2 separate regions of the Homo sapiens genome follow, and region 1 is linked to region 2. Evidence: chromatin loops called from intact Hi-C (ENCODE). Cell type or tissue: Caco-2. All regions are shown on one strand. Region 1 has its middle 67 kb from the start of CACNA1D. Region 2 overlaps CACNA1D (calcium voltage-gated channel subunit alpha1 D).

Region 1 (5,000 bases), 72 kb before region 2:
ACACAGGTTCAGGGAACAGCTTGTCCATAATTCCCATAAGCCTCTCTTTCTGAGGGGAAACTTAGAAGAGTTTAGTGGGATGAACTACAGGACTCATTGTTGCAGTTAGGTCAGTGTCACAACTGGTATTCATCGTCTCCCTCCTCCACTATCCATTCTAAATTTCCTTCATCTTCAGCCACCACCTTGGCAGGTTGTGCTAACTTACTGGTATTTTGACCCAAAGCTTCATCTCCAGGGATCTGAACCCTTGGCAATCATCCCCTCCCCCAGGTGTTGTTGCTATACACATCTGTTTATAGTTACAATGAAGCAAGGAAGTCCCAGGAGGCACTACCACATATCTCCCTCCAGGCCCCTGAGTAGATGGCCAGGCCTTTGGCTGCAGCTCAGGAATCTTTTTTTTTTTTTTTTGAGACGGAGTCTTGCTCTGTCGCCCAGGCTGGAGTGCAGTGGCGCAATCTCAGCTCACTGCAAACTCCGCCTCCCGGGTTCACGCCATTCTCCTGCCTCAGCCTCCCGAGTAGCTGGGACCACAGGCTCCTGCCACCACGCCCGGCTAATTTTTTTTGTATTTTTAGTAGAGACGGGGTTTCACCATGTTAGCCAGGATGGCCTCGATCTCCTGACCTCGTGATCCGCCCGTCTTGGCCTCCCAAAGTGCTGGGATTACAGGCGTGAGCCACCCCGCCTGGCCAGGAATCTTTAAATAGTCTCACTTCATGCCACATCTCCATCTGTGCAAAGTGGATGACCAAGTGTGATCCCCATAACTCTACCCATTGGGTAAATATTCCCTCTCCACTGTCTTTCAAGGCCAATTCTGAACGTGGCTGTAATGCAGCCACTGTCCGCTTGTGTAATTCAGCTGGTATCCACATACAGCTTGTGCCCAAGATTTAAAAAACTGATATATAATTCACATACCACACAGGTTTGTAGGCCAAACTTGGCCCTTTTCCTGCTCCTATAGTTGGTTGTGTAGCACCCCCCATATGGCCATAGGTGTAAGCTGGTAGAGAGGTACTGGTGCGCTGTGGTCAGTGATGTGGAGGCTGGGCTACCTGCTCATGCTAGCTCAATTGCAGATGTACCATTTCCATCTTATAATGATCTACTGCTGGGCCTGTCCCACTTTATAACTTGGCAGAGTCAACAGAATCCATCTCTGGATGAATAGTTGCAGATGTATGGTCACTTGATTACTCGAGGGTCAAGCATTCTGTCTATCAGGACCCAGTTAACATACCAGGAACTGTTTTTCTAAAGGCATAAAATTCTCCATTGCAGATGGCATGGCCTTGCTCCAGAATCCCAGGGGCCTGCATTGAGATTCTCACACTGGGGCTTGCCATAGTCTCCACAGTACATCTTTTTTTCCACCACTAACATCCCTAAGCCATAGGATCTGCTGGATTTCATGGCCCAAGTGGCACGACAGGTCCACTGGACCTGCTGGGTAGCCTTTTCCTGCTCTGGGTTCCATTCAAAGTTGCTGGCCTTCCATGTCACCTGGTATGGGCAGGAGGAGTATCCCTAGGTGTGGAATGTGTTGCCTCTAGAACCCAAGGAGGTCTATCAGGAACTGTGTTTCCTTCTTTGTGGTAGGGAATGCAAGATACAGCAATTTGTCTTTTACTTTGGAAAGGATATTCTGGCATGTCCCTGACCATTGGACCTTTAAAAGCTTCACTGAAGTGGCAGGTCTCTGAAGTTTCATAAGGATTATCTTCCACCCCTGCAGCACATGTATTTTACCATGACTCCAGCTTATTACCCAACTTTTGTGTAAATGACTATTGTTGTTGCTGTCATGTGAATGCAGAATGGAAAAGAATGCACTAGCCAAATCATTGGCCGCATATCCTATACATGAGGCCTTATTAGTCTGCTGCAGTATTCATTCTGTGTCCAGCATAGCAGCTATAGTTGGGGCTGCTACTTGATTGAGCTTGTGGTTCCATCCAGTTTCTGCAAGGGACAGATTGGTGAAATGAGTGGAAATATGATAAGTCTTGGCATCCTTTAGATCTTTAATGATGGCACTAATCTCCACCCCCCACCTCCAAGTGATATCAGGTTGTTGTTGTTGGGTTTTTTTGGTGTTTTTTTTTTTCACCATTGATCAGAAGGCAGTAATTTCATTTTTGATTTACTATCTCAGCTTGTAGGGGCTCAGTTTCAGAGTTCCTACTTGGCTATCACCACTATGATAGCTCTTACTCCACAAGCCAAGGACCCAGTGTGGGGCTTACGTCATTTACCAAGGACATCCATTCCAATTATACATGCAGTGGGGAAATGACCACTAGGTGGGCCCATGGACCGAGGCTCCCTGTGAACTGGACCATAACCAGGACTCAATTTATGGCCTCCACATAAGGTAATAATGGGAGACCTGTGATGAGGCTTTGGGTTTCTAGGTGTCCGTGTTAGCTCAGATTCTGTGTCTAATCGTTCTCAAAAAGTCTGGAAATTTCTCTATTTTTTTCTATATAATCACATGAGTAAATGGTTCTAGATCCTTGGAAGAAGAACTGGGGGAATCATTATAGTATAACTTGCTGTGTTGTTAAGGGACTTGGCCACCTCACCTCCTTTGGGCAGTGGGTTCCAGATCTAAAAGTTGCCTTGGGCTGGGAACAGAGTGAGGGAAAGGGAAAGCAAGTTTTTGGTTTGTTTGTTTGTTTGTTTGTTTGTGATCACCCTCAAGCTCCATTCTTCCTTTTAGTGTGTGCGTGTGTGTGTGTGTATGTGTTGCTTGTAGATGTTAAGTAGCACCCTTGATGGCTGTCCATCTGTTTTGCCCCAGGAACATTATAGGCTCTATTCACCATCTCTAAACTCTGTGTGTTAAGTCCCTTTCCCTGCCACAAGCCTCTATGTCTTTGGGCCCCATAGTATACATGAATATTAAGGAGCCCAGCTCTGATTGCCTTTCCAATCATGAACGCTGGCCTGCAGAGAAGAACCATCACTAAACTTGTTGGTGGTGCCAGATAGATGGGGAGTCCTCAAGCTAAAGTTGCCTGTTGGAGGACTCTCTGTCTTGCTAGAATAAGCCTGCATTAGTACCCCTGCTGTGGCCAGCCGTTGGTTGAGAGCAGCCCGTGGAAGCCTGGCACAAATGTGGTGGCAAATCCAGAGGAGTAGCAGCTGGAGCCATCAGTCAGTGATTCCCCTGCAGCAGGGGGCCTAAGCAGTGTGTTTTCACGGCTGCTACACATCCTCTCTCAGGTAAGAGTCCAGGAGTGGAGAAGGCCTCTAGCTCACAATGTGGTAACGGGAAGGAATGACTGTACCAAAGACAGGTAGGCATAGTTTCTGGGGTTTCTTTCCCTAAATTATCTTTGGAAACTTCACTTTCACTTATTTTTTGATGTGCCCAACATTAAAAAAATTGAGATATAATTCACAAACCATAAAATTTTCATATTTTAAGTGTATGACCCAGTGGTTTTTTAGTATAGTCACAAAGTTGTACAAACATCACCACTATCTAATTTCAGAACATTTTTATATCCGCAAAAGAAATCCTGTACCCATTAGCGGTGACCCTCTGTTCCTCCACCTGCATTTCTGGTGACCAGTAATCGACTTTCAGTCTCTATGGATTTGCCCATTATGGACATTTTATGTAAATGGAATCATACGATATATGGCTTTTTATGTCTGGCTTCTTTCTTTTTTCTTTTTTTTGAGACACAGTCTTTCTCTGTCACCTAGGCTGGAGTACAGTGGTAAGATCTTAGCACACTGCAACCTCTGCCTCTTGGGTTCAAGCAATTTTCCTGCCTCTGCCTCCCAAGTAGCTGGGATTACAGGCGCCCACCATCACACCTGGCTAATTTTTTGTATTTTTAGTAGAGATGGGGTTTCACCATGTTGGCCAGGCTGGTCTTGAACTTCTGACCTCAAGTGATCCATCCACCTCAGCCTCCCAAAGTGCTGGGATTACAGACGTGAGCCTCTGCGCATGACTGGCTTCTCTCATTGAGCATAATGTTTTCAAGGTTCATCCATGGTAGCATGTATCAGTACTTCATTCCTTTCGGGGTTGAATAATATTCCATTGTGTGAATATACCATATTTGGTTTATCTGTTCATCAGCTGATGGATATTTGGGCTGTTTTCACTTCTTGGCTATTATAAATAATGCTTTTCTGAACATCTGTGTATAAGTTTTTCATATGTTTATGTATATTTTCACTTCTCTAGGGTATAAGATTAGACCACTGGGTCATATGGTCACTCTATGTTTAATTGTTTGTGGAACTGCTAAACTGTTTGCCAAAGCATGTACCCAGCATTCTTTTTTACTTATTACTTTTTTAGAGATGAGGTCTTACTATATTGTCCAGGCTGATCTCAAACTTCTGGGCTCAAGTAATCCTCCTGTGTTGGCCCAACATTTTTTATAGGCATTTTGGGAGACACAAAAGTGAAGCTAATCCCTCACCCCAAAGAGCATACAAGTTAGAGTAGACGGGAGATGAAATTAACATGTATACATTTGAAATATAAGCATAGTACAGCTAATAATGAAGGGCTAATCTGTGTATCTCCAAATTAAAAGTACATCTACACTCATATGCTCTGAGAGCTAGAAGGGAAGAGAAGAGGAGGGAATGACAAATATGCAGTAGTTAGGGGTGTGCCCTCAAAACCTCCATTTCCACGATCTTCTTCAACAAGACCAGGATGGGACCACTCAGGACAAGGGAAGAGCAACTGCTTGAGATTCTGGAAAGCCTGCCCAGTGGCAGGGAGGGGATGTTCTCTGACTGCTTTGTTTTACATGATATTTTTAGATAAAAATCTGATATGGTAGGCTAACCATCTGTAGAACCTATGTTTTAGATGTTTCTTCCAAAAGTGAACTTAAACATGAGTTAGAGCTACTTCTATTCTCTGAACTGGTGTCCTTGTGATAGATGGTACAAATTTGCTGACTAATTTGTTGAAGTTACAGTTAAAATATGTGACCAGGAGCAGACAG
Region 2 (5,000 bases):
TGAGATTCAAAATGGAAACATAGGAGTGAATGATTCCCCTGTTATTGATGGGAGACAACCTTTGATTTTTTTCTCCTACCCACTGGATCCTCATTTAAAAAAAAAAATCTTTGTTTTTCTCCTTCTCCCCAGAGGCAAACTATGCAAGAGGCACCAGACTTCCTCTTTCTGGTGAAGGACCAACTTCTCAGCCGAATAGCTCCAAGCAAACTGTCCTGTCTTGGCAAGCTGCAATCGATGCTGCTAGACAGGCCAAGGCTGCCCAAACTATGAGCACCTCTGCACCCCCACCTGTAGGATCTCTCTCCCAAAGAAAACGTCAGCAATACGCCAAGAGCAAAAAACAGGGTAACTCGTCCAACAGCCGACCTGCCCGCGCCCTTTTCTGTTTATCACTCAATAACCCCATCCGAAGAGCCTGCATTAGTATAGTGGAATGGAAGTATCCTTTTTTTGGGGGAAGTCTTTCTCATTTTCTCTTTTACCATCTGTTTTTTAAAAGGATTTGCTTTCTGAAGTGACACAAAGCTGTAGCAGTCTGGAATGCGAGTAACAGAAGTTGTATATAAGGGGTTTCATTGTATATACCTTCCTGTCTCTTCGGGTTGCAGAGGGGTGGCTGTACGGGTATATTTAGCCCACTGTCTGGATGTGTGTATAGTAGTAGTAGTAGGGGGAGGGAGTGACAGCCTGAAACTTCACAGGGGCAGATAATTAAAATGTGAAACCAACCTTTGGTTATTGGACATTAGATGGTTAGTTTTAAATTCAGTGTTGTCTTTGGGCAATAGCATGCATTGAACCTATTGCAAACAAGGTATACAGATTAGAAAAAAAGACTGTATAAGACTCTGTTTGAAGGGAATACATTTTTGACCTTTAGTAGAATCTTCTCATTCTGATGTTTGAAATTTGCTTCTGCAACTACAATTAATGCTAAGGTTGCTTCTAGTCTGACATTTGGTGATTCTAATTATTCAGGTAGCTGCAGATATGAGCACATGCTTCCTAGGGAGAGATTACTTTTGATTTTTTTTCTCTGATCAGTGCTATAACTTCCTGGAATTTCCTTTTGACAAGTTCCAAAGAAGCATTTGGAACGTGAGCATGAGGGAGCCAGTGAAGGGAGAGGCTCGTGTGTGCCTCTTCCTCCTGGGCCCTTATGAGTTATAGAACAGCCTTTTCAGTGGAGGAATTTGCAGTTGCTGCCTTTATAAAAAATTCTGTCTATGTCCTTGGACTGGAGGTACATTTCTGGGTGTCTCCTTTGTATTTTTAAAATTGAACTCCAAATGCCCCAGAATGGCTGTCATGTCCCAGATCTTGGAAAACGATTGTGCTTCAGCCTGCTTAACCCCTTCCCTAAATCTGGAGGCCAACCTCCAGTTACTGCCACTCTTCAGAGAAGGTTGACTGAGGCCTTCTTTCTGAGCAAATGGCTTTTTAATTAGGCAGATGATTCATTGGTCTGGGTAAAGTAAAGCATTTCCTTTCCCCAGAAGTGTGTTTGGAACTGTCAGGGGCCTTAGAACAGTTCCTAACTATAGGAAGGGGTGTGAATGTAGGAATTCCCTCCACCAGGCCCAGAAGGATGGAGGGGCCACACCAAAAAGGGAGGATGTTGGCAGCCAGCTAGAAAGTGGAGCTGAAATCCCCTTATAATTTGAGGATCTAGCTCGGCAGCTATTTGCATGCCCTCTGTCTTTAGCTGGCTATTTTCTGTGCTAATGGACAGGAGTTAAAATGAGGTAACTGTCTAGAAAGATTTTGGAGAGAGCAGCCAAATGCTAGGGTAGGATTTGAGGGGTTCTCATGTGCTTTTTCATTTTGCAGCAGATGTCCCTTCTCTAGAGTGAGTTATGGTGTCTCTCACATAGCTGGGGTTGTGTGTGTGCATTTTCTTTTGAAGTTCTCTAGTCTGAGAACGAGGAGGGAGCTCGGTAAGCCAGCATGTGGCCCAGTGGCATTGCTAGATTCATGACAATGGCTGTACCTTGCCAGGAAGACCTCAGACTGGCTTGACACGACTCTGAGTAAGCAGAGACCTCTTTGTGGGGTCACTACTTTTGTGTGGAGTAGGTGGGAGGCCTGATGCTGTTTCTCTTTGTGCACGGTAATGTGTACATAGCAATTTTTGCATGCAGAGTGAATTCCTGGATCACGCTGCTGTCTCCCTTTTCCAGTTGCCAGACACATGTGTACAGGAATTAGGGGACGTGGCTGCCAATTCAGGGAGAAGCCTGTTTACAAATGGGACAGTTTGTAAAATAGATAGACCCTTAAGCAATATATGATTTTTTTTTCTCTTTTTTTAATGACAGTTTCCTTCTAATTCAGGGAGCAGGCTATAGAAATCCTTTCCACCCCGGGCAGCTCTGTCAAGGCCCCATCCGCAGTGGGAGAGCAAGGGTCAAGGGTCATTTGTTTTTACAGACAGGCATGACAGAGTGTCCTGCCCCCTGGAGGAGTGAGGGATGTTCTCCTTATCAGAAGGAATTGTTAGGATCAGACCCATCTATTTCTCTATTGCTCTGTTCTGCTTCACTTGTGAAAATCTTATGGCAGTGAGATGGTATCCACTTGTACCTGGAGACCAAAACTGGACCAACATAAAGAAAAAAAAATACAACTTATATTTAGTCTTCCTGAACAGTGTTAGTATTTCTCAGATGTGCTGGTTTATCATTTAGGTATTGGGAAATTGAAAAGGAAGAATACCTATTACTTAGGTATTGGGAAATTGAAAATGAAGAATGGAAGAAAGAGGGAGGGAAGAGACTATTGTGTTTCTATGGAGAACAACATTGGGGCCCTTGACTTTAGATTTCAGTGGGGACCTACAAAAAGGAAAAATGGAAAGGGAATTCTGAAGTCTTAAGGTGGGCTATCTGAAAGTTGGATCCCTGGGTGAAAAAGATTTTATAATATTAGATGAGTTGAGAGAACCAATGTGAATTAAAGCTGACTGGCTTAAAAAAAATAAACCCATCAAAATTAGTAAGGGAATAATGTTATTCATTGCCTTTTTTTCGTTGAGTTATGAAAGCTCTTCGAAGATGAAGGTTTTATGAAACTCAAGATCTCTCCAGAGGCCGGGCACAGTGGCTCACGCCTGTAATTCCAGCACTTTGGGAGGCTGAGGTGAGCAGATTGCGAGTCCAGAAGTGAGCAGATTGCTTGAGTCCAGGAGTTCAAGACCAGCCTGGGCAACATGGCAAAACCCCTGTCTCTACTAAAAAAAAAAAAAAAAAAAAAAAAAAAAATTAGCCGGCGTGGTGGCACATGACTGTAGTTCCAGCTACCTGGGAGACTGAGGTGGGAGGATGGCTGGCTTGAGCCTGGGAGGCGGAGGTTGCAGCAAGTTGAGATTGCGCCAGTGCACTCCAGCCTTGGTGACAGTGAGACCCCATCTCAAAAAAAAAAAAAAAAAATGATATCTCTAGAGAGGTAAAGAGTATTTGTTTCCTGTGGCATTTTTGGATTTCCCAGAAGTATGTCAGGATGAATGGAGAATAGTCTGTTCGTATGCTCCAGTTTTAAGTACCTTGAAGTGTTTAGTTAAACCATGGCCTTGCCTCTTGTGGGTGAGTGTATAGGCGAAGCACTGTGGTAAAATCAAGCCCAGGAATTGCAGATGAGGCTGGTGCTCACAAAACCTTGTATTTGGAAAGGCTGAAAACCCAAAGAAGAAAAACAATCATTTTGGCAGATGTCAAATTTTGTGTTGCCAGTTTTGACAATGTCTCTTAATAACACCAGAATGTTTAGGTAAGTATCTCTTGAAGGCTGATCTCAAAGTGATTCTTCCAGACAGACCACCAAGATTGAGAAATGTTAAAGCCTACTTTGAACGTGTCTGGTGCTGATTTCTTATGGCTTTTTAATTTAATTTGTTTACAAATTGAGCACAGTAACAGCATATTATAAACTGAGCTCCAGTCCGGCTCTAATCTGAAACAGTTATAGCCATCGATTCCTCTAGCAGAGAAAGCAGAGGCGGGAGCTGAAGCCTGGCTCGCTGCTGATCACATCTGAGGTATTGGAATATGCCATGAGAAAGTTATAGGTAGAATGAGAAGGTCCTGGTGGCTTGGCCTGGCCCAGTCCAGACAGGCGATTTAGGCTGACCCTGCCAAGAATAGCCCCTGAGAAAATGGCTCTAACACATGGAGGCAAGGATCTGCGGAAGACATTTATCCCATGATGATTTCTCTGTGTCTACCACAGCCGGGAACTTAGTAAGGCTCTTGTCACTTTTAAACCTGTAAGAAGCAGAAACCTAGTTCACACAGTGCCCTAATTGGATGTACTTTTAGGTTTTAATATGCAGTGTGCAGCCGAAGAATGAGTGTAACATGATCCTTGCAACAGAAGAAAAGGACACGGAGAGGTCATTTGGTAGGAGGCTCCACTGTGAGATGACCACCGATGATTACTTCTGCCGAAAACCTAGCAGTCACAGCAGTCAGCCGAAATAGGATTTGTGTATGTCATTTTCCTTTTAAAAGTGCTTTGAAAGTGGTGTGATCGGGAGTGTGATGAGGGACATGGTTTATGTTTCCATAACACATATATACCTTAACACATTTTTTCAGACCATTTGACATATTTATATTATTGGCTATTTTTGCCAATTGTGTGGCCTTAGCTATTTACATCCCATTCCCTGAAGATGATTCTAATTCAACAAATCATAACTTGGTAAGTGTCCTTAGAGTTCCTGCTGGTCCTGGTATATGGTTATCATTTGCTTCTATACTTAAACTGGCAGCTGGCCTTCTGGGTGGTTGAAGTTTATAGCTATGCATGTCGTGTTTCTTGGAGCTTTGCAACAGTGGTTTTTTGTTTGTTTGTTTGTTTTAACCTGTATTCTCAAATTTATACTGACTGAAAGTATTTAAAGTCATGAATCTTTTATAAATAGATATGGAATTTTTATGGAAGAGATTTGGAGCAGATTTTAAAATAACTGTTATCTCCACATAAGTTTTTGCTACCAT

The links. Hi-C counts contacts between places; a loop is a spot of excess contacts. Peaks named below come from ENCODE experiments on the same cell type or tissue, not always from the same donor. Only the 100,000 strongest peaks of a DNase experiment are listed, where the experiment ranks them.
Region 1: it touches region 2 in a loop (12-fold over the local background); 2 of 110 quality-filtered maps call a loop at or near these places.

The regions. Positions count from the first base shown.
Region 1 is chr3:53,424,837-53,429,836 of GRCh38, forward strand. No RefSeq gene overlaps it. Among named protein-coding and RNA genes, the nearest start is that of CACNA1D, 67 kb to the right of the region's middle. In Caco-2, no CTCF peak of the experiment used is centred here; a DNase peak (open chromatin) is centred at 2,315.
Region 2 is chr3:53,497,020-53,502,019 of GRCh38, forward strand. It overlaps CACNA1D (calcium voltage-gated channel subunit alpha1 D), which reads left to right. Exons shown (of 48, transcript NM_001128840.3): 2 at 133-442; 3 at 4,596-4,701. Among named protein-coding and RNA genes, the nearest start is that of CACNA1D, 4.9 kb to the left of the region's middle. In Caco-2, a CTCF peak has its summit at 2,465 (motif pointing left); a DNase peak (open chromatin) is centred at 2,432.